4 separate regions of the Homo sapiens genome follow, and all the other regions are linked to region 1. A link is an interaction called in ENCODE POLR2A ChIA-PET data of the cell type or tissue named here. Cell type or tissue: MCF 10A. All regions are shown on one strand. Each heading gives the region's core, and the rest is flanking DNA. Links, peaks and the distances in the headings are about the cores only.

The links. Peaks named below come from ENCODE experiments on the same cell type or tissue, not always from the same donor. Only the 100,000 strongest peaks of a DNase experiment are listed, where the experiment ranks them.
Region 2: POLR2A ChIA-PET joins it to region 1 with 10 read pairs; 7 of 35 experiments call an interaction of 5 or more read pairs at or near these places.
Region 3: POLR2A ChIA-PET joins it to region 1 with 28 read pairs; 6 of 35 experiments call an interaction of 5 or more read pairs at or near these places.
Region 4: POLR2A ChIA-PET joins it to region 1 with 25 read pairs; 5 of 35 experiments call an interaction of 5 or more read pairs at or near these places.

What each region holds. Positions count from the first base shown.
Region 1 is chr15:63,943,436-63,948,964 of GRCh38, forward strand. The region is part of intron 4 of DAPK2 (death associated protein kinase 2); the gene reads right to left. Among named protein-coding and RNA genes, the nearest start is that of MIR422A, 75 kb to the left of the region's middle. In MCF 10A, for the core only: CTCF peaks have their summits at 2,011 and 2,705 (motif pointing right); DNase peaks (open chromatin) are centred at 2,036 and 2,516.
Region 2 is chr15:63,831,107-63,836,635 of GRCh38, forward strand. HERC1 (HECT and RLD domain containing E3 ubiquitin protein ligase family member 1) reads right to left here and starts at 2,842. Exons shown (of 78, transcript NM_003922.4): 1 at 2,721-2,842. RefSeq lists enhancers at 1,998-2,863, 2,864-3,727, 2,901-3,030 and a silencer at 2,231-2,660. In MCF 10A, for the core only: no CTCF peak of the experiment used is centred there; a DNase peak (open chromatin) is centred at 2,895.
Region 3 is chr15:64,007,901-64,013,429 of GRCh38, forward strand. All of the region lies in intron 2 of DAPK2 (death associated protein kinase 2), which reads right to left. Among named protein-coding and RNA genes, the nearest start is that of DAPK2, 36 kb to the right of the region's middle. RefSeq lists a silencer at 1,862-1,921 and enhancers at 2,292-2,381, 3,239-3,288. In MCF 10A, for the core only: no CTCF peak of the experiment used is centred there; DNase peaks (open chromatin) are centred at 1,541, 2,031 and 3,071.
Region 4 is chr15:64,001,665-64,007,193 of GRCh38, forward strand. The region is part of intron 2 of DAPK2 (death associated protein kinase 2); the gene reads right to left. Among named protein-coding and RNA genes, the nearest start is that of DAPK2, 42 kb to the right of the region's middle. In MCF 10A, for the core only: no CTCF peak of the experiment used is centred there; a DNase peak (open chromatin) is centred at 3,177.

The sequences.
Region 1 (5,529 bases), core at 767-4,766:
AAGAAAAGAAACCGAGACTATAACATTAGTTTGTATTATCCCTCATTAGGAACTTTAACCTTTATCTCTCAGGCCCCAAAGTTTGTGCTCCTAACCGCTAGACTAAATGATTCCCCTTCCTTGCTTCTCAGGGGTCTTATTAATCTAGCCCAGGAGGCCGGGCGCAGTGGCTCATGCCTGTATTCCCAGCACTTTGGGAGGCTGAAGTAGGTGGATCACTTGAGGTCAGGAGTTCAAGACCAGCCTGGTCAACATGGTGAAACCCCGACTCTACTAAAAAAAATACAAAAATTAGCTGGGCGTGGTGGCACACGCCTGTAGTTGCCACTACTCAGGAGGCTGAGGCAGGAGAATTGCTTGAACCCGGGAAGCAGAGGCTGCAGTGAGCTGAGATCGTACCACTGTACTCCAGTCTGGGTGACAGAGAGGGACTCTGTCTCAAAAAAAACAAAACAAAAAAAATCTATCCCAGAGAGAAGCAGCAATGCCACTCTGGCCTGGCAACCTGGGGCAACCTCGTGCCTGGCTCAGACACAGCTGTTTTCCTCCTCTGGCACCTGTGTCCTACCCCAGGGTGCCTTTTCTTCTGGTGATGCTTCCATGCAAGTGAGTAGCCCCAGAACCCATCCCTGGCCTCAGGAGCTCCTGAGCAGGAGGTCCTCAAGTCAGATGAGAAAACGGAGGTCCTGGCAGGGCGAACACCCAAGCTGGGTCTGGATAAAAGGATGAAGCCTGGGGGTTTCAGGCTGGAAGGTGGCCGTGGGGCAGTAGGAATGCTCTGTTGGGTCGTCAGGACCCAGGTTCTCGTCCCTACCTTCACCATTCACTTATTGGGCCATTTGGACCAGACATACCCATAGACTCAGACCTGCCCTGATTGGGAGTAAACAGAGGCCATGGCTCCCTGCTATCCAGCCATGTTTCTGCTTCCTTCCTAGGCCACCAAGGTACCTATAGGCTGGCCAGGGGATTTGGGCCCCTAAACCTGAAGCTCTACCTGCTTTCAGACAGGCTTCCTTCTTGCTGTCCCAAGCTCCACTATTAGCCTGATGACAGCCAGGACAGAGGGTAGGGACTAACATTTACAGCATGTTTACTAAGCCAAATTTGATGCTAGTGTTCTATGTGATCCTTGCAGCCACGCTGAGTGATAGGTACTGTTATAAACTCCATTTCACAGATAAGAAAACGGGGCTCACACAGGGCTAAATGATTTGCCAAGGTGCAACAGCTTGTAATGTCACAATCAGTGGGGAGCAGTGGGGTGGGGGCTTCCCTGGCAGTCCAATCCCTTTCTCCCCAACACATCACTGAATCTGGTTAAATATCTTCAGTGGTCCCACTGGCCACCGGAGAAAGTCCAAATGCCCCACCTGATATTTGAAGTAGTCAAGGCACTGACTGCCCCATGCTCTCTTTCCAGCCTCACCACCCATCCCTTGCCTGTACCTGCTCTATATCCCCGCAGGGTGGGCACTACCACTCCACAACGACATCTCAACTCCATCCTTTGCTCTGGCTTGGAATGCCTGTCCTACTCCTCTTCATTTTCAGAGCCTCTTCCCCCTCAACCCTGCCTCCCCTTACTCCCTTACTTAGAGAGAATCTTTTTCTAAAAAAAGAGATGAGATGTTGCCCAGACTGGATTTAAACTCCTGAGCTCAAGTGATCCTCCCCGCTCAGCCTCCTGAGTAGTTGGGATTACAGACATGAGCCACCCTGACCACCCAGCTAACTCCCTTACTTCTCCCTGAGCTTCCCCCAACCCTGTGCTCTAACCCCTCCGTGTTGATGACGCTGGCCTGCTGGCAGTCCTAAGCTGTAGGCTGTCTCTCACAGGTGATGCCACTTTCCTGGGTGGCAGCCTTTTCCCTGAGAAAATTCAAATTGGTTTTAGGATTCCTGGTATCCCCTGTGGCGTCTTGCATCCTGCATGTTCCATTAATATTTGAGGAAATGAATTGAAAGAATCCAGGGCCAGAGGCTCCTCCTTTTCTGCCAGGCCCCGCACCACCACTAGGGGCTCCAGAGTGCATTCCTCCTATAGGGCTGTGATGCGGATGGAGCAGGAAGGAACGGCACTAAGGGAGGGTCCAAAAGGAAGCTAAGGGTCAGCAGAGTGGCAGTTCCCCAGGAATTTGGTCTAAGCTTCTCTGCTTCCACCCTCCCCAAATAGAGCAGGGTGGTGCAAAAGAGCCCAGGCCTGCAGATTGGAAAACTGCAGGTCCAGCTCCACCACCCAAGGCCATGTGAGCTTAAGCAGGCCACGTCCTTTCTCTGGGCCTCAGCCCCCCAACTGTAAGTCAGGCAGTGGATGGCATCCAAAGCCCCTTCAAGCTCTGGGCTCTGCAGTTTCGAGATGGCACAACCTCCCAAGCTGGCTGTGAAAATTCCTACTGCTTTGGGCTCTAAGGCAGGACGTGTAAAGGCGCAGGTCTCCTGGCCCCAGGTCAGGAAGAACAGGCTGCTGCAACCACACACTGCTGGGTCCAAGCCAGAGTGCCCTCTGGGGCAGTCCGATTCTATCCATACTCCCCACTCCTGTCATTCTCCTCCAGCTTTATTTACTTCAACCAAATACTTCACCCACATACCTGACATCACCTCCAAAGCACGGCTGGAGGGAGGGGTCACATTCCCACAGGTGCCGCCACTGCCCAGCCCAGGGCCTGCCTGCCACCAGGAGGCAGAAATACCCTTGTCAAAACAAACCCACCCAGCTCATCCCGCCAGGGAGGCACCCATGGGAGAGGCCAACGTGCTCCTTTGTGTCCTGGGGGATCTGGCCAGAGGTGCCTGCTGTGGTGCCGACCAGAAGGTGGTTGTCCGGTGGGGCACCCATGGCCTGTGGGCCCAGCACAGCGTGTCCTGAAGTCTGAGCAGGATGAAGACACCCTTGGGGGGCTATGTCATAAAGTACAAAAGACAAAGGCAAGTCTGGGTTCAAATCCCAGCTCTGCTGTTCACAGTATGAAAACTGGACAGACACTGGAGCTCTTAGAGGCTCAGTTTCCCATCTATAAAATGGGGGCAAAACCTACTGAGCCACGGGGTTGTTCTGTGATTGAGAGAGATGGTTTATGTAAGGAGCAGCACCCAATGAGATTTCAGACAACAGTGGCTATGTTTGCTCATTCTTTTCTGGGATGCAGCATGAACAGTCATCCCTGGGAGCTCACAATGTTGGGGCTGCAAGGGACCTCAGAGATCATTTAGTCCCTTCATGTCAGAGCAGCCCAGAGACATCAAGAAACTACCAAGGTCACTGAGCAAGGACCTCCAGCCCAGTGCCCTCTCCAGATGCCCGTGTGGCCTGCCTGCTGCTGAGTGAGGCTGCTCTGCTCAGCAAAGCAGAGGCCCAGCCAGGGCTGTGCTGTGGGGACAAGGAAGCTGCCTACCAATCTTCACCAGCCATGTCAAGCACAGCCCCAGATTATTCAGGCAGTGCTGGGCAACCTGAGAAAGGAAGGCCGCTCCATGCTAGGCCTCTGTGGACAGGTTTTGAGGGTGCTCAGCTCCCTGTCCTCACACACTGTCGATGGGACCACAGCCAGCCCCTCCCCACAAGTCTTCAGTGTGGCCCATGCCCAATACGTGCCTCTGTGTGGCATTCAAGGCCCTGCTTCCCCACCTCCTACTCCCTGCCCGCTTTCCCTCTGCTACCTCTCTGCTACCTCTTCATCACCCCATCCCACCCTGCAGTTCACTCTGCTGGAACAGCCTTCCTGACAAGCTCCTTCTCCCCCTCTCCACCCAGTTCCCACACACACTGGAACTTCTTCTATGATCTCCCTCCCCTCCAACACACAGCTAGTTGTCCCCAGCTTGCACACACCTCTGGCAGAGAATCAGCTGCACTACAATTCCTTCCTTACATGTCCTGTCCCCACTATACTAAAACCCCATAAGGAAGGACAAGGGCCTTGCCTTTCATTTCCATCCCCAGCACCCAAGGGCGGCTGGCATTATAGCAGGGCCCAGTTACTGTTTACTGGACAAATAAAGAAATGGGCCAATGCGGTCACATATGCATCTCTCACACATCCTGCTTTTGGAGAATATAGATAATGGCTAAGCATGCACGCCTTGGAATCTGGGTTCGGATCCCAGCTCTGCCATTTATCAGCAGCCTGACACTGGGCAAGTTATTGAACCTCTCTCAGCATAGGTTTCTCACCTATAAATTAGGAATAACAATCATAAAACCTATCTCAAGAGGGTTACTAGGAGGATCAAACAAGGCATATAAAGTGGCCTATAGGTGTTATCATAGTCTCTGTGACTATTTCCTTGATGATGTCTCTCCTTCCCAGAATGAGAATCTTTATCATCTGCCTATTGAACTCCTAACCACATTTCCAGGCCCTGCCCAAACCTTCTTTCCTCCAGAAGCATCATTTGGATATGCAGCCCAGCTCTTCTTCCTTCTCCCATCTCCATTCATGCAACAAGCTTGATCCATAGCACCAACCACCACCAAGAGCTCTGTGAGTGAGTCTTGCCTTCCCCACTTGTATTAGTCCATTCTCGAATTGCTGTAATGAAATACCTGATGGGCGCAGTGGCTCACGCCTATAATCCCAGTACTTTGGGAGGCCGAGGTGGGCAAAGCACCTGAGGTCGGGAGTTCAAGACCAGCCTGGCCAACATAGCGAAACCCCATCTCTAAGAAAAAATGCAAAAAAATTAGCTGGGTGTGATGGCACACACCTGTAATCCCAGCTACTTCAGAGGCTGAGGTAGGAGAATCGCTTGAACCTGGGAGGCAGAGGTTGCAGTGAGCGGAGATCACACCACTGCATTCCAGCCTGCATGATGGAGTGAGACTCCATCTCAAAAAAAAAAAAAAAAAAAAAAAAAAAAAGATTTAACTGGTTCATGGTTCCATAGGCTGTACAGGAAGCATAGCAGCTTTTGCTTCTGGAGAGGCCTCAAGAAGCTTACACTCATGGCAGAAGGTGAAGGGAAAGCAGGCACATCTTACCTGGCCAGAGAAGGAGCAAGAAGGAGAGAGAGGGGAGGTGCCTCACACTTTTAAACAACCTGATCTTGTGAGAACTCACTATCATGAGAACAGCACCAAGGCACTAAGGGGAAAATCCGCCCCCAAGATCCAGTCACCTCCCAACAGGCCCCATCTCCAACACTGAGGATCACAATTCAACACGAGATTTAGGTGGGGACACAGATCCAAACCATATCACTGCTAGACTGCACACTGGCTGAAGGCAGGGCCTGCTTCTCACACTCCTCCTGCGTTCCTCCACACACGCAACCTAGAGGTCCGTGTAGAACAAAACTTGTAGCACTTCACAGTTTACAAAGGAGTCACATGTGTCTCATTTTGTCACAGTTTACAAAGAAGTCACATGTGTCTCATTTTGTCCTCACCCTGTGAAGCAAGTGCTGTCTTGCTTCTGACCCCTGTAAAACTGACCCCAGTTTTACAGATGAAGAAACCAAGGCACAAGAGATCGTTTGCCCACACTGCCTCAGCTAATAGGTAATGGAGCTGAGATTCAAGCACAG
Region 2 (5,529 bases), core at 800-4,799, 110 kb before region 1:
TTGTTTTATTTTGCTTTTGAGATAGAGTCTCACTGTGTCTCCCAGGCTGGAGTAGAGTGGTGCAATCACAGCTCACTGCAGCCTCAATCTCCCAGGCTCAATTGATCCTCCCATCTCAGCCTCCCTAATAGCAGGAATTGCAGGTATGCACCACCACGTCCAGCAAATTTTTGTATTTACCATAGAGACAAGGTTTCACCATGTTGCCCAGACTGATCTTAAACTCCTGGGCTCAAGCCATCCTCCCACCTCGGCCTCCCCAAGGGCTGAGATTACAGGCGTGAGCTACTGTAATCTGGCCAAAAGTTCTATTTACAATTTTTAAAAATAGCTTCAACAGATTATAGTAAGTTTGTTACTTGCTATTATATAGTTATCCAACTATAACATTCAAGTTTTGTTTCACAAGTTTCTTTTTATCCTAACACAACCTTCTCACTCTCCAAGCCACGATGTCATCATTATCATCATTTTAAGATCTGAAAATCTGAATTTTAAAAATTTTAAAAGGTCAGCTCCTTCAATATACCCAGCCCCCTTTTTTTTCTATTTCAAATATTAGGGAGTATTCAGTATGACTTTTTTGGGGGAAAACATGCTTGGAACGTTGGAATTGTTATTACTATTTATTATTTGCACCCTCTACTAACCCAATCCAGTCCAATCACCAACACATTCTCCAAAATTTCTTTAAATTGAGATTTTCAAGAGATGTTTATATTAATAAGCAGATTAAGTGACGCATTTACATTTGCTTTCTCTTCCATGCAACATCAGGGTGCCTGCATTGGAAATGGAATACATGACCAGCAAATGAATGGATGTGTCACATGCAAACAGCATGACTGGAAATTTAAGAAGCAAAATGATAAGAACCTTAGGGAACGCAAAATTCATAAAAGTTTAGAATTACAAGAGGCCTTAATAGGCCATTTAATCCATTCCAATAACAACAACCCCAGATGACAATCTATCCTATTTTTAAAAGGCTCCAGATTTCCAACCTCCCTAGATATCTCATTCTGCCATACAACCTTGTCATGTGATTTGGGGGAAATATTATGACTGTTCTTTGCCCTTCCTAATGCTATCTTTTCTCAAATAATATAGCAATACATCTTAACTCACTTCCAAGATATATAAATGTGTATAGGTGCAGAATACGTGTGTGTGTGTGTGTGTCTCTATACATATATACGTACATTTATGCATAAGACAGGCACCTAGGACATTCAATTTTGCTTGTATAAACGCAGGCTATGGAAACACATATATCAAAGAGACATACTCATCCCACACTAATCACAACAGGCACTATGAAACAATGTCACAGAACAATTTTGGTCTAAAAATATCCAGTAGAAATCAATTTCATAAAACCTGAGGTAAATAGGTTTCTTCCCACTATGAATAATCATAGTTTCTTTCCCTTCTACAAATACTGCCCCATTTTGAGCAACCACCACTAACAGAATTGTAAAAATATAATATATACATAGGTACTAGACCCAAACAGACAATGTTTTAACGTTTGATTTTTCAAACCACTTAGCTAACAATCATTTTGGAAAAGGGCCCAGTGAAAAAGATAGTGATGGCAGAGTTCAGCCAGTGATAATGAACTAGCAGCCAGTTTTAATCAAGCAGGCCAGAGAACTGATTCAAATAAAATAAATCATTTTTGGAACAAATATAGAATGAGGAAGTCCCAAGCAAGGATAAAAAAAAATGTGTCTGTTAGGAAATACAATAAAATGTTAACCATGAAATGCCACCTCTGGAGATGGAATTACAAAGATGGGTTAGTTTGTTCAGATTTGTTATTCCCATCATTTAATTATCTCTATATTCTAAGTATTATAGACATTTCTTAAACTAAGACAAATCTGTCCCTGTGTTTCACAGCTCTCTAAGATAACATGTCTTTTACATAACCTCCTGGGAGAGGTGGTACAAGCTCCTGTCCTCCTCGTGTCTCCCAGTAACCTGCCACCCATCACAGAACAGATTTCACCATGTTCCCCGGGGTAGCTCCTGTCATCACCATCATCATCCTCATCTCACGCTTAAGACTAAACAATGCGCCCCGCCTCGCCTCCCGGTTGCAAAGGCTTTATAATTTGTTGTTTTATTGGGGCGGGAGATTTGGAGAAAGGTTTAGCAGATGATGAGCTGCCCTCACCCAAAGGCAGAGGAGAGGAGGAAGACACGTCGTCCCAGCCTCCACCCCGCTAAAGGCGGCCGGCGCCTGGGGACACCGGGGTCGCGGCACTCCCCGGACCCTGAGAGGGAGTCGGCCGCCGCCCGCGGACCGAGCCCCAGCCGGGGCAGAGGAGCTGGTCAGCAGATAAAGGAATGAAGCAGAAAGAGACGCGACCACAGCGGGGCCGGGGCACAGACGTTGTAAGCCGCTGGAGGGGCGGGTCTCTCGGCCCTCTCCGCGGGCGCCTCGGCTTCTACGCTGCTCCGAGGCGCCCGGGCGGCAGGAGGCCTCTAGAGCCGGGGACCCGGGGGATCCGCGGCGCGCCAGGAGGGCTCCCCCAGCTCGCCTGCCGCCCACCCGGGACCCCAGCAGCCCCGCTCGGCTGCAGTCCCGAAACGGCCCCGGCCGGCCCTGCGCGGCCGGCAAAGCACACACGCGCGCGCGCACACACACACACACACACACACACACACACACACACAGGACCAGGAGGACGGTAGATGATGCGTTACCGTACGTGGCTCTGGAGCTGGCGGGGTGGGGCGCGGCTCCGGCGACCCGAGCCCGGCTCCGCAGAGGCTGCGGCGGTCGCGTCCTTTATTTTTGCTGCAGCAGCAGCGACTTGTCAAAGGGAAAGACGTAAGAGGCGGCGGCAGCAGCGGCGGCGTCAGGCGAGTCTCACGAGATTTGGGCGGAACTCTCGCGCAGCCGGGAGCCCTCGCCCCGCCCAACAGGCCCAGCGCGGGAGGTGAAAGGGGAACCGAGAGGAAGGCGGCTGAGGTGGAGTTGGGGGTTGAGCGAAAAGGGGAAAGGGATTTGGGAGCGAGGGGAGCCAAGCTAGGTGCTGGGGACACTTTGCTACCGCGCGGCCCTCACCCTTCAGCCGTCGCGGAATCCGGGCAGCCCCGACCGCCTGCGGGGACCTGACTCCACAGATGAAGCACAATTGGGGGCGTTTCACAAAGGGTGGTGAGGAGTGGGGGGCCATGCAGTGCGCCCCCTTTTCCTCGTGGTGGGCAGGGAAGACCCCGCCGCCAGGCGAAGGGACACGTGTTACGGCCGGCGGCAGGGCCAGGGCCTCACCCCTTTATCTCCGCCTCGCACCCGGCGCCCCACGCTCTTTATCTCTCATCGCAGCGGCCCCGGCCCTCCGGCCGGCTAAGTTCAATCACATAAAAGCGTTTCACTTGACCTACTCTTCCACCTTGTTCATGTCTTTGCGCCTTATGGGACTGCCAGAACCCTGCAGATGCCAGGGCCTGGCTCCTCGGTTTTCTTTTCTGCTTGGGAACACAGTAGTGTCCTTTGGGTGACTTACATCCTTGATCATGACCTCGACCTCCACGTGAAACCCCATGAGGGGAAGGACACAGACTGGCTCAGTCCTCACCATATCTCCAGCGCCTAACATAGGTCCAAGTGGACATTAAATTGTTGAGTGAATACCCCATCTCCATCTTCCTCCTTCTGTACCTGGTTTTACTCCTTTCCAGCCACCTTCATGGTGTCTTTCCTTCCAGATATTCTAACGAGCATCAATTAAACTGACCGATGACTTGGGGACAAAAAATAGAGTTGGCCTCTGCGTTCCAGAAGTTTGCAATCCAATTGGAGGCGTAGGAGAAGCACACAAACATACAAGCCATGAATGTGTCACTAATGTAAGAAATTACGGTATAGACAGACGAGGGAGTGCTTTCCCATGGTTAAATTAGATACATGTTTGTGTGTCACATGAGGCAGTTTAGTCCAAGAGTTAGGAGCCATGTGCTTCACTGTCAGACACTGGTGGGAATTCTGGAATCCCACTTACCCCAGGTGTGTGACCTTGGGCAAGTTGCTTGACCTCTCTGAACCTCAGTTCCTTATGTGTCAATTTATAATGCCAGTTCTTGTTATCACAAGGTTCCTCTGAGGAGTAAAATATATGTAAAGCTCACATACGGCACATATTAAGTACTCATTAAATGATGGGTCTTAGGTGTGTAGCTTTTAAGTTTCTATGTATAAAATGTGTATTTCTGGTAAATGATGTAAGGGAGTAGCTACATGAGGAGTGATGTCATTGTTGCTAGTGCTTTATGATCTGGGTATTGTGTGTGAAGCATACTCAAAAACAACAAGCAAAAGCTCCTCCTTTTAACTTGTTGATGTCATCTACGTCACTCACAAATATGATATTCTGTCTTTCTTGAATTTGTAAAATTGTACTGGTTTTGCCCACTTTTTCTTTTTCTTTTTTTTGAGATGGAGTTTTGCTCTTGTTGCCCAGGCTAGAGTGCAATGGCACCATCTTGGCTCACTGCAACCTCCGCCTCCCAGGTTTAAGCGATTCTCCTGCCTCAGCCTCCCAAGTAGGTGGGATTACAGGTGTGTGCCACCATGCCTGGCTAATTTTTGTATTTTTAGTAGAGATGGGGTTCCACCATATTGGCCAGGCTGGTCTCGAACTCCTGACCTTGTGATCCGACCGCCTTGGCCTCCCAAAGTGCTGGGATTACAGGGGTGAGCCACCGTGCCCAGCCTGGTTTTGCCCATTCTATTTCAAGAAAAGGACTGCTTACTTTAAAGACCAATCAAGAGACTCCCTCTTTTACCATCTCCTTAGCTTCCACCCTCAGAGCTGTGTGTAAAAGAGAATTGAATACAACTGTGTTCAGTTGCATACAATTAGCAAATACTGTTAGTGTCAGCAAGTGAGCCCTGACTACTAGCCACCCTCACCTTGACCACACCACTCTTTCCCAAAACACTGTTTTTTTCTTTCTTTCTTTTTTCTTTTTGAGGTGGAGTCTCACTCTGCTGCTTAGGCTAGAGTGCAGTGGCGTGATCTTGGCTCACTTCAACCTCTGTCTCCCGGGTTCAAGCGATCCTCCTGCCTCAGTCTTCCTAGTAGCTGGGATTACAGGTGTGCTGCACCATGCCCGGCTAATTTTTTTATATTTTAGTAGAGACAGGGTTTCACCATGTTGCCCAGGCTGCTCTCGAACTCCTGACCTCAAATGATCTGCCTGCCTCGGCCTCCCAAAGTGCTGGGATTACAGGCGTGAGCCACCGCACCATGCTTAAAACACTGTTTCATACTCAAATCAGCATATCCTGGAACCTTGTTGTCAGCATTAACCTCCCAACTCTACCAGTTCATTTTATTCAGATTTCCCTAAAGAAAAATGTTGGAGATGGGAAGAGTGGATGGAGGGATCTCAGAGCCACAGCCAAGTCCTAAGCATCACAAGCCCTTGGTCTGATAGCCCTCTGAGCAGCATACCCTGGCCATACCAGTCAGCCACATCTTCCTCCCCTCACGTATGTCACCCCCACTTCAT
Region 3 (5,529 bases), core at 748-4,747, 64 kb after region 1:
AGTGAAAGAAGCCAGTCACAAAGGACCGCATGTTGTATGATTGCACTTTTACAAAATGTCTAGAACAGGCAAATCCACAGACAGAAGGAAGATTAGTGGTTGCCTAGGGCTAGTGGGTTTGGGAGAAGCAGAGAGTGACTGCTAATGGGTAAGGGGGTTTTTTGGTAATGAAATGTTCTAAAATTGATGATGATGATGGTCACACAACTCTGAATACATTAAAGCCATTTAATGGCTTTAATACACTATATGCGAATGTACTAATGGCTTTAGGACACTATAAATGGGTGAATTGTATATAAATTATATCTGTTTTTTTAAAAAAGAACCATAAAAATACTCACATGCTTTCACCAGGTGATATCAACTCTACCCTATATGCAGGTTCTTTATGAAGCACTTTTCATATATTGGCCTCAGACAGTATCTCAACACCCTGCACAGTCAGTGCTCTCCCCATTATAGAGATCAGGAAGTTGAGACTCACAGAGTTACAGTCACAGAGCCAATTTGCCACAGATCTAGAACTTAAAGTCAGATTATCTGAGTCCAGGTGCATTGTATTCTGGGAATTTGGCCTCTAGAGAGACTTCAAATGAAAGAACATAGTTTCATAGACAAGAAAAAGCTGGAAACAAGCTAAGCATTCTCCACTAAGGAACAGCTTTGGCAATCAGATGTTCTGGATGCAATAGACAATTATATAAACATTAAAATAGCAAGTATGAACATCATAAGGGACATGTTTATAAAATAATAAGTGAACATGCACAAATGATATGTATGGTTTGATTCAATTTTTGTATTAGAGAACACAGATGCAAAAGTGCATGAGGATAACAAATAGTTGAGTGAAACTTTTCCTTTTAAAATTTCCTGTGTTTTAAAAGTAAGAAAATGAGAAGAAACACCTGCATAGACATCCCTAACCAACAGAGCAGTGCACTGCTGTCATCCAATCAAGGGTGTACTTGAGGGACAGGCCACAGAGCTGCAGCATCACCAAGGGCCTTACAGATGACAGGGGAGGAAAGGGTAGGATCCCCTTTTCAGTCTGCAAACATAAGACCTCTTTGTTTAAAGGAGGCATAGGAAAGTTGGCCAGAATTTATTGTCACAGCTGATCCTTCCCTCAAGGTGTCCTGGACATGAGGCCCTCCTCTATTTTCACCTCCTGTGCATACCTCCATCATGGGATTCAGCCCATTTTACTGAAATTCTCTATATATTATTCTCCCTTAGTAGACTGTAATTGTCCAGCCTTGTACCCCCAGGCACCAACTACAGTGGATACACAGTAGATCTGCAGTGCATGTTTTCTGAATGGACTTGGGCTAGTATCTCTTCATTACCTGCCATCCTCCTGAGCTAGACTTTTACAGACCAACACTTAGTACAGCTTCCTGATCAGTGTTGCTGTCTTCAGCCCTCCACCCACACACCCAATCCACACCCCACATTCCCCAGTATATTGTCCTACAACGCAGACATCATCATGTTCTCTGCTCAAGATTATTTTCTCCTTCCCATCAAGCCTGAGCTCCTTGGCCAGGCCCCAGGGGCCTTTCACCACCTAGCCTCATTCTACTTGCCCAAATGTACTCTGCTTCCCAGCAGACACACCCCAACACACTCATTTCCACCTCTGGGTTTCTGCTAGCCCTATTTGCCTAAACTAGGAGGTCGTCTGCCTACCCAAATGCTACTCCTGTTTTAAGTTCAAGTTCCAGCTCCTCCTGGAAGTCTTCCCTGACCATGCCACCCCCCAGGAATCCTCACCTTGGAATATGTTAGCTCCTAAAGTTCAGTACACTTAATTGTCTCTTTATGCTCATTTCTTTACTGTGTTTGCCTTTCCCCCCGCCCCTAAATTAGGTTAATCTGTTAAGGGCAGGGCAATGTCTTACACTTCATCTGTGTGACCCACCACACCCACTGTAAGAGAGGCACCTTACAGCAGCTCAAGACTTCGAGGTGGTTAGCACTAAAAATCTGAAACACAGTCATGATGAGTAACGACAAAAGCAGTTTCCAGTGGCACAAAGGCTTGTTCTAGGCAGCCAGCACAGTTGGGCTGTGGGTAAGAGGGTTTGTCAAAGGGCCTTAGAATTGTAAACCTATGCCACTGAAACAAACTGAGTTCTCTGTAGCACCTGATGGTATAAACCAGTGTTTCTCAAAGTGTGACCCGAGACCAGTAAGATCAGGATCATCTGGGAACCTGTCAGAAATGCAAATTATCAGGCCCTAAGCTCAGACCCACAGAGTCAGGAACTCTGGGGGTGGGGCCCAGCATCTGTGGTTTGATAAGCCCTCTGAGGATTCTAATGCCCACCAAAGTTTGAGAACCACGAGTTCTCACGCAACAGGAATATCCTGGTATGCCAGAAGGTTCAGTTTCTTCTATCTCTAAAGACGGCCTATAAATATCATTTTTAACTTATGTCTTTCTGTTTACTACTACTCTCAATAACAATAGTAATAATATAACAACAGTATTGACTGCTTAGTGTCCTCTGCCAACTTTCCCAACTACAGTTTTCAGGAGCAAGAAGTTATCAGCATAGGTATAGGCATGGGGATCCGCATTCTTGGCTTTTTCAATGTGATGATGATCCCTACATTTGTCTCTCAGCCTCAAACCAGTTATTTCTCATCACTCCCAAATCCCAGCTGACCACTTCAGGCAAAGTCCCCACCCGCCTGCCTTAATGTCTTGATTTTCAGAGTTGGCACTTTAATTGTTCTGAGCCCCTACTGCAGTTTTGGTCTCTCATTTGTCTACCCATCCCCACTTCGGAAAACAATGGGTCAGTCTGCTACCAGCTTGGGTTTTATCCCATTCATGAAGACAAGCTTCCCATGGACTCATTCTTCAGCACCTGTCCCAGCTCTGCATGTCAGTGGGTGGGGTGGGTTTGTGTGTAGAACAGCAGCCGAGCTTCCTGTAATCTTGTTTATAAACTGTTGATGCATGTCCTGACCGCATCACAAGAGGGTTCACAGGGAAGCCGTCAGTCTTGGGGCAGAATCTGCAGGGCACCAGCAACCCCATGTGGAGGTGGCTGACTCATTCTGTGGTCTCCTGTCTGGGGACATAGCAACAACACAGACCCAGAGCTACTTGGCAGAGGGCCCCACTCATGGTAGGCACCCAATCTGAACCCTCCAGATTAGCATAAAGGCAGGACAATGGAACAGATAAAGCCATATGCAAAGGATCAGGATCAACAGCTCAGGTTGGAGTGGAAAAAACACAGGTGGAGGATTGGCTGTGCTTGTGGCTTTGCACCCCCAACTACGTGACTTCTGGCACCAAGTCACCTCTTGCCTGTGAGCCTCTTTTCCCTAAAAGTTAGAGAGTAAAGATGATCTCAAGCTGGGCACAGTGGCTCACACCTGTAATCCCAGCATTTTAGGAGGCCGAGGTGGGTGGATCACTGGAGGTCAGGAGTTCCAGACCAGCCTGGCCAACATGATGAAACCCCATCTCTAACTAAAAATACAAAAATTAGCCAGGCATGGTGGCGGGCACCTGTAATCCAAGCTACTCAGGAGGCTGAGGCAGGAGAATCGCTTAAACCCAGGAGGCGGAAGCTGCAGTGAGCCTAGACTCAAAACACTCAAGTGTTTGTGGAAGTGTTTAGGAGAAAAACAACGCTACAGCCTTATACACTCCAGGTTGATGCTTGGATAATGAAAATGTTCTATATCTGTGCTGTCTAATGTGGTAGCTGCTAGCCACGTGTGGCTACTGAACACTCGAAATGTGGATAGTACAACTGAGAAACTAATTTGCAATTTTACTTATTTTTAATTACATTTAAATTTAAGCAGTCAGATGTTGTTGGTGACTACCACATTGGACAATGCAGCTCTAACTGAATTCATGAAATGCAAGTCCTTGAGAACTCTGTCTCCATATAGTAAGTGAAAAAATAAAACTGCTCCTCCAGTTTGCACATGCTTTACTCTAAGTGGGAGAAATTCCAAGGACCACTTAAAGAAGTCCCAGGAAGCAAAACCCCTCTTCTTGGGCCCTCAGCCCAGCTTGGCCACCAGCCACCTTCATGGAAAGTAATGAGTCTTTTCCAGCCCCCCAGCCTTGATCTCTCTGTGTGTCAGTTCCTTCCGTAAAGTGCAGACCAGCCACTCTGATTTCCTCACACAGTTGCAAGAACACACTGCAAAGCTGTACCATAAGGAATCTTAAAAGTCCTGGCAAACATACATTACTGACTGTCACTACCCCTCACTGCTGCAGCAACCTTCCTGAAGCCTCAATACATGACCCATTAACCACTGAGAGGCTGGAAAGAGGTGACCATACTGCGGGATGGGAGAACATCCACTGATTTATCAAACATTCAGTAAAATAGTCTACGTGGCTTATATGCCACATGCATTCAAGAAATGTGATAAATCGATGCACTAACAATTCCATTTTCCAGAATTTATCTGACAATTTTACCAGTACAAGGGTGACACAAGAGTTTGTCTTGTTTACAGTTAAATCCTTAGTGCCTAGAACCATACTTGGCAGACAGCAGATGAGTAAATGAGGTATGCAGATGTATGTAAAAAGATGCGCATTTCAGCAACAACCTAAATGTCTATCAAGACGGTACTGCTTAAATTAATTATGGTCCATCCATAACAGGTGGTCTATGCAGCTTTTAAAAAGATACACATACCTGATCTGGGAAAATACACAAGATTAAAATACAAAGTTACAGAACAACATTCTGATCCCATCTGTGTATATAGTCTGTTCTACCTTTTTGAAAATATAGACTATGCATATGTATGTTCATATATGCATTGACAATTTCTGGAAGGATATACAAGAAACTTAATGATCACTTATGAGGAATAGGACTAGAGAGGTTCAGGAGGATGGTGGGAGGGAACTTTTAAATGCACTATTTGATTTTGTTATTAACTGATTTTCTTTCTTAACTATACAAGTTAAACATGATCATGTTAAGCATTCTATCTGGGGCACTGCATAGCCAATGAATATATTTATATAGGGAATGACTGTAAAATGTTTACACTACAACATAAATAGGGAAATGGGATATAAATTGTATCTTCGATATGATCATAATGTCAAACAGACAAGAAAGAATTCACAGAAGCAAAACTATGTCAGTCCCTACTAGCCTAGTCCCTGAAAGGAGGCCTGAGACCCCTGCCACCCCAGACCCCCAGACAACCCATAAGGTGGCAACCAAATCATTAAAGAGCCGACTCATTTCACGGTGCATGTGCACAAAGCAGTCACAATAACATTTTGGTTGTTCTGTAAAATGAGACCAGTCTAACTCCCTTGTTCTGCATGGGATTATGGAAATGGGGTAACCTGCCATTATCTTTATACAAGGGTTAAGATCTTGTTCTTCATTACTGAGATTTTAAGCTGGGAGGCTGCAAGTCACAAGACATTAAGTGAATGTGGGCAGTCTTAAGAGGCCAGGAACTAACAGCTTAAACTACACTACGTGCCTTTAAGACTTAGTAATTGGG
Region 4 (5,529 bases), core at 680-4,679, 58 kb after region 1:
ATTGCTCCTAAATGTTGTACCAGCGGCATTGACTCCACCTGGAAGCTTGTCAGAAAAGTGGAATCTTAGATTTCATCTCAGCACTACTGAATCAGAATGTGTGTGTTAACATAACTCCCAGGTGATCCACATACACATTAAAGTTTGAGAAGTGCTGTTTTAGAAAATATTACGGCAAGGCCCCAATCCACTGCATAACAGAATCCTAGGCACCCCAATATTCATGCCACATTTCCTTTGGTTCTGACCCTCTTTGCTGAAAATTTGCTTTCCTACCTTGGTAAAGGCAGTATTATGAACAAACACAAATTAATAAATATCTGTTGAGTGACTCCTTCTGTGAATAAAAGTAGCCCTTGAAGAGCAACTTCATGATTTGCAAAGTAGTTTCACATGAATCCTCTCATTTTACACTCTCAAATCCTTGGGAGGCTCATGGGGACAGGTATTGCCAACTCCTACTGCAGAAGAGCCAAGCTCAGGGCCCTGGGGAGAGTGGCACAGTCAACCTCCAAGGTGGCACCTCTGATCCCCATCTGGTGGAAACGTCCCAGCTCAACGCAGATCAACCATAGTGTTAAGAGGAAAGGATGGACTACTTTAAAACATTTTTATTAACAGAGTTCATCAGAAATTCCTTTTTTTATGTAAGTCTTCTTATTGGAAACACAAATGAGCTCTACATGCTCTAGCAATAAACAATATATGTCCTTCAATAAAATACGTTTTGAAGATGAACACATTTTTAAAGGTTTTAACAGTTTCTCCTATTGTCCCTGTGTCTTCCATAGCATCTATCAACATAATTTGTCCATAATAGTAAAAAATATTTCATAATTAATGGATGGATGGATAGATGACCAACTGGAGGACTTGGCAGAACACATACTAAACTCTCCCAGCTCCAGTTTCCACTTCTGTAAAATGAGGCTAATATCTACCTATGTCAGGCTTCTATGAGGCTCACATAGCAATGCAAGTGAATATGCTTTGTAAACTGCAAAAGGCCACACACATGCAAGGGATGATAGTATGAACTCCCATCAATCTCACACACAGATACAGTAGGCAGCTATTTGGTAAGAATTCAGGGGGCCTTTGTGCCCCCAACTCACCCAATAAACTCACTGATATCTCATCTGTAAAGTATCATTCCTTAGAGTCTTGGGTCTTTTAAACAAAGAATCGCCTAATTAATGAAACCAGCAGCAGAGGGAGGAGGAGAGAGGGAGGGAGAGAAAGACTGAGACACTGTGTGTGTGTGTGTGTGTGTGTGTGTGTGTGTGTGTGTGTGTGTGTGTCGTGGGACCTGTGTGTGTGTGTGTGTGTGTGTGTGTGTGTGTGTGTGTGTCGTGGGACCAGAGGTGGTGGGGTAGTGTTAAGACTGACTCTTTTATTAATTTACCCAAAGCAGGAATTTGCAGGAATGGGACCTAGGCTTGGAGGCTGAGGAGGGTGGGTGGATGCAATAAGGCCACAAGATAAGGTGGGGAAGAACTGATCTCAGGGGAGACCCCTTGAGGATAGAATGGACAGACGACCCCCTACTGGCTCTTCTCTTCTAACTCTGAAGGCTGGACTTCGATCCAGAGCACATCTCTAGATTCTGTCCCTTTTCAGCGGCTGAGTGAGGAAAAACTTGGAATAGCAACACTTGCAAAGGGTGTGAAATTAATCTGCATTAGTGGGAAGGTTTAGCAATAGCACTCTATCATAGGCAGTGCATTGCTCTGGCAGAGACCTAGACACACTTTGCAGACTGCAAAATCATGTCCTTACAGGGCATCCAATGCTTCCAGCATCACCAGGATTCGCCTACTTCTTTGCTGACCCATGGTGGCATTACCTGGGTTTAATCAGCTGAGTGATCAAGAGCAAATCAGTCATCCTGTCTTGGGTCTTAAGTTTCTTTTCTTTCTTTTCCTTCCTTCTTTTCTTTTCTTTACTTTTCTTTTCCTTCTGACAGAGTCTTGCTCTGTCACCCAGGCTGGAGTGCAGTGGCGCAATCTCAGCTCACTGCAACCTCTGTCTCCCAGGTTCAAGTGATTCTCTTGCCTTAGCCTCCAGAGTAGCTGGGATTACTGGTGTGTGCCATCACACCTGGCTATTTTTTGTATTTTTAGTAGAGACGGGGTTTCACCACGTTGGTCAGGCTGGTCTCAAACTCCTGACCTCAAGTGTCTGCCTGCCTCAGCCTCCCAAAGTGCTGGAATTACAGGCATGGGCCATGGCACCTGGCCTATCACACCTTTTAAAATTAACAATAATTCTTTAATGTCATCAATATCCATTTGGTGTTCATATTTCCCCCATGTGCCTTAACTTTTTTTTACAGTTTGTTCCATCAAATCAAAACCCAAGGAAGGTCACATATTGCAAATGATATGTCTCTTAAGCCTCTTTTAATCTTTAGGTTCTTCTCTCTCTCTCTCTCTCCCTTCCCAGAGCTCCCCTCCATCCCTCCATTTTTCTCTTTTTCTTATACTTCATTTGTCATAAATACCAGGTCTTTTGACCTATACCATTTCTCACTGTCTGGATTTTATTGGCCACTTCCTGATAGTATTGTTTACATGTTCCTCTGCCCCCTGTATTTCCTGTAAATGAGTAGCTGGATCTAGAGGCTTGATCAGATTCAGGTTTGAGTTTCTTGCAAGACTCCTTCATTGGTGGTGCTGTGTGTTCCCATCAGGAGGCGCCTAACGTTGGCTATCTCTCTTTGTGATATTACCAGCTTCTGATGATCAATGCCTAGATCCATTAATTCAACAGGGGGACCCTCACTTTTTAAAAAAATCCTCATCATAATCTATGGCTTGCCTCATGCTGATACCTTTGCCTGGATGGGGCAGCTTGGTTTAGACAAGTGTTCTGAGGACTTTGAGCACCTTAGTGGGATAGAGACTTTCAGAGACATTACTGCCCCTCTTCAAGGGTGGAGATAGGGGTCTCTGCTAGGCCTCAATGGAAACTGCTGGCTGGTTTGGTGGGGTCTTTCCCCTCAGCTTGCATAACAATAATTCCACAGTGGGCCCCTTGGTTTGGCAGCGGGCTTTCGCACAGGCTCCAGGGCACACATACAAAAGCACTAAGCACGTGCAGCACCGCTCCTGAGTCATCCAAGGACACAACCCAATGATCCTGTAACTCTGAGAGCCACACCCTCCCTTTCAGCAGCCACAGGTTGTTCTCTGACCTTACACTCTTGGCTTCAGTGCCAAATCAGTGATGACTTATCTTTCCTTTGAAACGTTAATTCCTTCTACTCCCAGAGTTCCTTTGAGATGAAGGTTTTCATGAGCTTTCAAAACACTCTCTTACCTAATCCTCCTAGCACTTAAGTAAGGATGAAAGGTGACTAGCCGAGAGACCCCACTTCCCAAACAGGGAAACTGAGCCCAAAGCTTAACTGATCCACCTGCTGTTGTGCTCTGGCCTCAGGCCCCCACTTCAGGGTGCAAGATTGTGGGTTTGACAAGACAAAGACATGTCTTCTGAGTGAACCCAATACCCATCCTTGAGTGGTGCTCTGTCCTGTGGTCTCAGGGAAGCCAAGAGGCTCTTCTCAGGAGGGGTATCCAGTTAGCTCAGGGCAAGTCATCCTACCTAGATTTTCCCAAAGAGCAGTAATTTCAAACCCTTTGATTCACTTTCAGGCTCTGTGTGTGAGGTTGTGTGTTTGATCAAGGGTTTGGTAAGTTCAGCCACCACAGATACTAGATACAAGAGCAGAAACTTACCTTTCCTTGACCTAAGTCATAGATGCCAGCCCAAGAATATCATGTGCAGTTCCGGAAAGATGTGCAGGTGCTGGAGAAGATGTGGAAAGGGAATGTCTGAAGCAACTCAGAGGGTGGGAGGACAGCCATGTGCCCTCCCAACATAGGAATGGGCTTATACCAATCTGCCCAGAGTCCCTCATGCCTAAGGCCAACAGCAAATACTGGGAAACAGATAGCCAAGGTAGGGGTGGGCAGGGGAGGAAAACAAAAAACTGTCTTGCCCACAAAGGAGAAGAAGTAAACACAAAGACTAGATCTGGGAGAAGAACCAGATTCAAACCACATAAAACTCTGCAACATGGCTGGGCATGGTGGTGCGTGCCTGTAATCCCAGCTACTCAAGAGGCTGAGGTGGGAGGATCACTGGAGACCAGGAGTTCAGGACCAGCCAGGGCAACATAGTGAGATCCTGTCTCTAAAAAGAAAAAAATTTTTTAATTAGCTAGGCGTGTTGGCACACATTTGTAGTCCTAGCTACTTGGGAGGCTGAGGTAGAAAGATCACTTGAGCCCAGAAGTTTAAGGCTGCTGCAGTGACCTATGATCGGATTATTGCAATCCAGCCTGGGTGACAGAGCCAGATCCTGACTCAAAAAAAAAAAAAAAAAACCCCACAAAAAACCCTCTGCAACACGTACAAACCCAGCCAGCTCAGCATGGTTCTCCCTATGGCCTCTCCTGGCATCCCATCACTCCTGAGAGGGTGTCAGGACCAACCCACACTGAGTGGTCTCCGCTCACCACACTGGTCCATCCAGCTTTCCCAGACCAACCTGATCCTTCCGCCACCAAAGCAGCACCTGCCACCAAGATGTGTAGCCACCTGAGTTCTGACACATGTAGCTTTTGCCAATTTAACAAAAAACAGTCAGGAGGCAGAATGTCAGCCTTTACCATCAGAGGCCATAAGCCCCCAGACTGACCAGCCAGGGAGCAAAAATGACTTTTTTCTCCTTATATCATGTCCTGGTCTATACAGTATATGTCAGCCCTTGGCAACCACCAGCTAAGGACGTACAACATCGTCACCTATATTAGACGCTCAAGAGAAGCAAGGAACTCCCCCAACTCCATTCCCACTTCACCAAAGCAGGGCAGAAACAACCAAGAAAGACGTCAGAGATCCCCCAGTATACAATAAAACTTGGCAAACCTCATGGAACCATGGAAATAAAAGGAATTTCTTACCGTCACCTCACTTTATAAATGGGGAAACTGAGGCCTAGCAAAGGAAAGGAACTTGCCCACATCACCTATTCTCCCGGGCAGTGACAGATGCAGGACCAGACAGGTCTCCTGTCAGGTGGCCCCATTCTCTTCCCTTCTCACCCTGCCTCATGTGTCAGACAACTCATCCTTGGTGCCTGCCAGGGGAAGGCCTGGCAGCTGGAGGAGGTGAGGCCAAGTACAGATTACATCAATCTAGCAGGTAGCCAAGAAGGAAGTAGACATTATTCTTCCCTCCCACCCATAGGGAGCCCGACTCCAGGAAGTCACTGAAATGCAGGGAGGCTCAAACCTTAACTCGGAAAAACCTGCATGGGCTGCAGGGGAGAGGATCTAAAGGCAGTGGTGGGCCCACCCTCACTTTACTGTGCTTTTTCACTTTACAAGTGATCTTTCCACCTCAGCCTCCCAAGTAGCTAGGACTACAAATGTGTGCCAACCTCTCCTAGCTAATTGAAAAAAAAATTTTTTTTTTAGAGACGGGGTCTCACTATGTCATCCTGGCTGGTCCTGAACTCCTG